Regions from separate parts of the Mus musculus genome. Here region 1 is linked to region 2. A link is a loop called in an ENCODE intact Hi-C map of the cell type or tissue named here. Cell type or tissue: left cerebral cortex. All regions are shown on one strand. Links, peaks and the distances in the headings refer to the core of each region. The heading gives the core; the rest is flanking DNA.

Region 1 (2,919 bases), core at 121-2,620, 49 kb after region 2:
AAAGCAGAATGGCTAGGGTCAAAAACTCAAGTGACAGCACATGCTGGCGAGGATGTGGAGAAAGAAGAATACTTCTCCATTTCGGTGGGCTCAGGTTCTTGCTTACCCAAGCAGTATTGGGTATGGGTTACATCTCGTAGAGTAGGCCTGAAGTCAAATCAGATATTGGTTGGTTGCTCCTGCAAGCTCTGTGCCACCCCTGTCTTGTGCTTCAGCTGTCCTTCAGCAATCCCTGGGGCCCGCTGTAGTAAGATTGTCAGGCTCTAGTGGGAACATATTGTCCTGACTGGCGGTGACTGTGGTTTTATACCAGCATGTAGGCACATGGATTTGGGATGATTGTAATTCTAGGTTCTGATATCTATCTGGTCTTGTCTTTGTTGGGTGGGTGTTTTCTTTTTTGTTTCTGTAATCAGACTTTTGTCTACTTTGTGGGTTCTTCTTTCTTCCACCCTTCTCCACCCCCTTTACACCCTTTCAACCCTCTGACACTAGATAATAGAGAGAAAAGGATTAAAGAAAAAAAAAAAAAGCTGGGCAAGGTGGCACACACCTTTAATCCCAGCACTAGGAAGGCAGAGGCAGGCAGATTTCTGAGTTCGAGGCCAGCCTGGTCTACAGAGTGAGTTCCAGGACAGCCAGGGGAAACCCTGTCTCAAAAAACCAAAAAAAAAAAAAAAAAAAAAAAAAAAGGATAGAGGGGAAAAGTGGCAAAATTATCATTAGATTATTTCCTGCTGATTAGGAGAGTCAGATTTTTTTAGTCAAGTTTGATCTTCTTTGCTATTAGGGTATCTAATTTCTCCTAGTTTCTTCTTTGCGCACAACTGTTTAAGAAGCCACAACCAACGGCAACCAACCAGCAACTAACCAACAGACCACCACCAACAACCCAACAATAGCAACAGTACCTCTCAGGGTCCTAGTGTTTATATATCTTCTGAAAAGTCTCCAGCATCCCAAACATCACACAATTGCAGAAACTCTCTGCTGCTGGCAAAAATTACGTCTCTGCCGGAAGATAAGGCAAATCAGCCAGCTACTGTGGAGAGTCCTACACAGTCCCACATCCCACACCTGGCATCACAGTGAAAACATATTCTTATACTAGGTCTGTGTTTTTCAAAGAAACCAAACTTCTCACTCTAGGTTTCTGTGGCCCTCTGTGTTTCTTAGTCGGGTGTGGTGGCTGTGTGTTGCCTGGTAAGGAATGCTTCTGGGGTCTTCTCTTCCTCAACCATGCACAAAAGTGCTAGGGGTTTTACATCCTTGCCTGTGTTTGGTGCTAGCATTTTCTTTTTTTAGTTTTGACCATTCTTGTGCCTGTGGAATGGCACCTCAGTGTGATTTAAACTTGAATTTGATTTAATTCGAAAATTGATGCCGAGTACCATCTAAACTTCATTGCCGCTACCTACTTGATTTTGTCAGTATTTGAGGGAAGAAAATTTGGTTTTCTGGCAGCTTTTTTTTTTTTCGGATCAGCTCAGAGTCCTGGAATTGGATTTCTAAGAATAAGGTTGTTAGACTATTTCCTGTCTCCTTGCCATCCTCTCACTCTGTTTCCTCAGCCAAAATTAAATTTGGAAGTGAGTTCTTTAGGGCTTCAGGGAGTCCATTGCTTTTTGCTAGCTCTGTAGAAAAGTATGACTTAAGTACTGTGGGACAGCTTCTCTTTGCTACCATAGGAATAAAGGGCTTCTATATCCCTTCTGAATTGTAGCTACAAGGGAACCTGTTTCCTTTCCTCCTTCCTACCCTTTGAATTAATTGAAAACAAAACAAAATATTAGGGGAAAAAAAGGAATATGTTGACATCCAACTTTTCTTCAAAGTCAGTCAGTTATCTTGAATCCCTGGGGCTGCATCATGTATACAGGGCATAATCCTCTATAAGCTTATGTGCAGGGTTAGTGGGAGCTAAGCAGGATGGCTTCTTTATTCTGGGGACATTCTGACTTCAATTCAGTCCCTTCCATGCCTACTACCCAGTTCAAGTAACTAAGTTCTTGGACTTCTGGATACCTGCCATCAGATTTGTCCATGAGTTCTGAGAGTCCCACAACAGGGTTCAGGGGTAGGGGGTGGTTAGTAATTTTACCAAGATGCCACAAACTGTACAATTTATGCCTTTTAAGGGTACAGTTCAATGCACTTATATATATTTATAGATTATATGTGACCATTAAGAAATCAGTAATCTCTTTCCCTTGGGCTAGCATCTTTTATTCCTTATTCTTCCAGTCCTAAGCAGCCACATACCTACTTTCTGTCTATGACTTGATTTACTCTGGACATTGCCTATGTGTGACGTATACCATGTGCTCTGTTGTAACTAGCTCCTCCCACTTAACCTGATGGTTTCAAGGTTCACACACTATCCTTATATAGTGATGTACAACACTTTGTTGACCTTTTGTTACTGGGCTCTGCCTCTGGACTCTACTCGGCTGCTGGTCCTTAGTATCACTGTCCAGAAGTTTCTAACAGTCTCACAGGACATAACAGACAAGACTTCTTACAAACTAAGCAGGTCACTGTCCAAGGTGAGAGCTGGTGATGGCCAATGGGACCATTGGGGGAAGAAAATATTGTCACTGGGAGAGTGGACATTGGCCAGAAAGACCATGGAGTCCACCTAAATTCTTAAGCAAGACTTAGACTATTTCTACAGTCCCTAGAACAGATGGCTTCCCTGGAGGTCTTTTCCTTTCCAGGCGATTGACAGGTTTATTCTTTTGAATGCTAATTATATACCACAGCAGACTAAAAAGAATTAATCAAAGAATTAAAAAGAACTTATAAAATAGCCGTGCTCTGCCGGAGGAAATGGGCTTTCCTTAAGGGAGGGGCCCAGTGAAGCCACGCTACTGGAGCTTCCACTTTCGGTCTGAGGTGCAATCCTCTCCCTGGTGTCAT
Region 2 (2,919 bases), core at 139-2,638:
GTGAGTAAGAGCTGCCATTGAGTTCTGCATATTGCAGACTCAAGATAGTAAGGACCTTCCCAGGAACCAAAGGGCAGAGTCAAAGGACACACACACACACACACACACACACACACACACACACACACACACATAGTCACAAGGAAGAAGTAGTGTTGCCCCGTGCTGTGGGATGGAGGCAATATTAATCAGCCGCTACACAGAGTGGTAGCAGGAAGCTGGGCTCAATGACATTCCTCGGGCTCAGAGAAGGGTAAATCTAAGGAACACCCCAGTACTATAGATGACACTCAGCTATAATATTCTCATCTAACCCTGTGACAGGTACATCATTAAGGTTTAATGCAATCATGTCTTGGCAGCAAATAGGACTCTTATTTCCCAGGTGTACCGAATGGAATTGAGACCATTTATTAAGTGATACAATCAGCTCCTTGTGTCTTGGTATGATCTAATGAGGAGCATTTATCCATTACAAAAAGCATTACTGTTTCAAAGCTATTCACCTGAAGGTTTCTCAGCGTATCACCCAGCCAAGGGTACAAAGGAGACCTGAGATCAGCTGTGGCTTCGTTTATCTAGCTCGGTGGTACATGATGAAGGATATTATTCTTCTGGTGGGGGACTTTTAGGTAGCACGTGCAGATGGTATTGAAACGTCAAGCTGAAAGCTAATGAGAAGTAGGAGCATATTGTGAGGGGGCCTGAGACAGGAAACCAACCTGGATCTAACCCGTGGCTCTACCTCTTAAAACTATCATTGGCAGAGTCTCTGGGCATCCCCTTCCTCCCATGTAAAGGGAGGATGAAATATTTATCTCTTAGATATTGTCTGAGTTCTCTCATGAGCTACTACAGAGAGTGTGTTTTTCAGTTTTACAAATATACAATGTACTTGCATTTTATTTTTATATTTTTCACAGTATTATGTTAATAAGTTAAAAACGCAAAGGTTACTACAAAGTCGCCAATGAAGCTAAAACACTTAGCAGTTTCCTTACCCGTTTTTCTTCCTCCCAGGCAACCATTTTCAATTTTTGTTGTTTATTTTGTCTTTTATCTTACTTTTCGTAATTTGCCTGTATGATTTCTGTGCAACATTTTAATTGCTTTTCTATTTTAATTTCTGTGGCTAAACACCAAGTGACTCGGGAAAGTAAAGATTTGCTGACTTGTTAGTTACAGACATTTAGTTTAGTTGCTTGGGTGTGTGCTTGAGTTTAGCATCCCAGCAAGGGGAGAATGTGGCAGAGACCACTCTTCACTTTGGGCCCGGCAAGGGACAAGTGGGGATTTCCACAGGAAGGGAGGGGGGGAGAGAGAGACAGAGAGAGACAGAGAGAGACAGAGAGAGAGAGACAGAGACAGAGAGACAGAGACAGAGAGACAGAGACAGAGACAGAGAGACAGAGACAGAGTCAAAGACAGACAGAGGAGTGTGTCAGGTTGTCCAGATGTTCCCAGTCTAGCCTACTTTTGGGGGTGCAAAGGACTCATGAAGTGCTCTCTGGAAGGCTACGCTAACGACTGGATCCAGCAGGCGTCTCAGGGGTCACATACACAGAAGTACTTTCATCATGGGAGGACCAGGCTGCTTCCCAGCTATCGTGACTGCTATTTTGAGGCTGAAAAATCTGGTTTGTCCAAGGGAGGGATACTAAAAGTATTCTTGCTTTCTCTCCGATTCAGCTCAGCCATTTTATATCACAGTAAAAAAGGAAAAAAAAATCTTGATTTTGAGTTGAGAAATGTATTGTCTGACTTGCCAGAATTTCTGCTGGCGTTTTTTTGTACAAGGGTGGGTGGGTGGCTCCATTATAATTTAGCTGCAACTGTGTTTTTAAAAACTCTTTCTTTTAAGTCATCTCAATTATTTGATTCATTTCAATTTGAAAAAAAAATTAGTTTTATGACAGATTACAAGAGCCGTGTTTTGGCCAGCACCGTTTACAATTCATGATTATTTTTGTTAAGGCAGTTTTTAGAAAGCTTGTTTCTATCAATTCTCGGGCTGACGTGTTATTCTTTGACTGCCATACCAATTTTCTGCTTTATTTTCAACATCTCCGGGTTATTTTGGTCTATTGCGCTAAAGTATAATAAACCCTACATCAGATTTTATAAGCTGTGTTCTGCCCTTCCAAGCAAGTTAAGTCAATCCCCTGTTTCACAGCAAGCAAGAACCTTAGAAAATGTTTCTTTGTCATTCCCACAGCAAGGCACACATTTCATATCTGTGGCTTTCAGGGTCCGAGGCAATCTGGAATCAAGACAAACAGGAGGTTGCTGCTTTCAGTCCTGCCGCCAGGACTAAACACTGTGTTTTGGAAGAAAGAAAGTCAATAAGGTGATTTTCTTCTTGCCACTGACTCAAATCTTCTCAAATACTCACAGTGTGACCCTATTTGGGAAACATGGTCTTTGTAGATGTAGTTAGTGGGGCATATCTGGCTAGCATATGGCTACCTCAGGTGACTGCTCTCCCACAAGAAAAAAGACCAGGATGCAGAGAGAAAGGCATATGAGAAGAGGAAGAGACTAAAGTAATGGAGACCCAGAGAAAGCCAGAGCCACCATAACCAGGAAGAAAGGGGGAATTTTTTAAATTAGGTATTTTCTTCATTTACATTTCAAATGCTATCCCAAAAGTCTCCCATACCCTCCCCCTCCCACTTCCCTACCCATCCACTCCCACTTCTTGGCCCTGGTGTAGCCCTGTACTGAGGTATATAAAATTTGCAATACCAGGGGGTCTCTCTTCCCAATGATGGCCGACTAGGCCATCTTCTGCTACATATGTAGTTAGAGACACGAGCTCCGGGGGCACTGGTTAGTTCATATTGTTGTTCCACCTATAGGGTTGCAGACCCCTTTAGCTCCTTGGGTACTTTCTCTAGCTCCTCCATTGGAGGCCCTGTG

Evidence for each region. A loop is a pair of places that touch in the nucleus more often than their neighbours do. Peaks named below come from ENCODE experiments on the same cell type or tissue, not always from the same donor. Only the 100,000 strongest peaks of a DNase experiment are listed, where the experiment ranks them.
Region 1: it touches region 2 in a loop (2.2-fold over the local background); 9 of 42 quality-filtered maps call a loop at or near these places.

What each region holds. Positions count from the first base shown.
Region 1 is chr14:76,939,139-76,942,057 of GRCm38, forward strand. No RefSeq gene overlaps it. Among named protein-coding and RNA genes, the nearest start is that of Lacc1, 96 kb to the right of the region's middle. In left cerebral cortex, for the core only: no CTCF peak of the experiment used is centred there; DNase peaks (open chromatin) are centred at 1,065, 1,533 and 1,956.
Region 2 is chr14:76,889,820-76,892,738 of GRCm38, forward strand. No RefSeq gene overlaps it. Among named protein-coding and RNA genes, the nearest start is that of Gm30365, 54 kb to the left of the region's middle. In left cerebral cortex, for the core only: no CTCF peak of the experiment used is centred there; DNase peaks (open chromatin) are centred at 1,672 and 2,001; H3K27ac peaks cover 777 bases.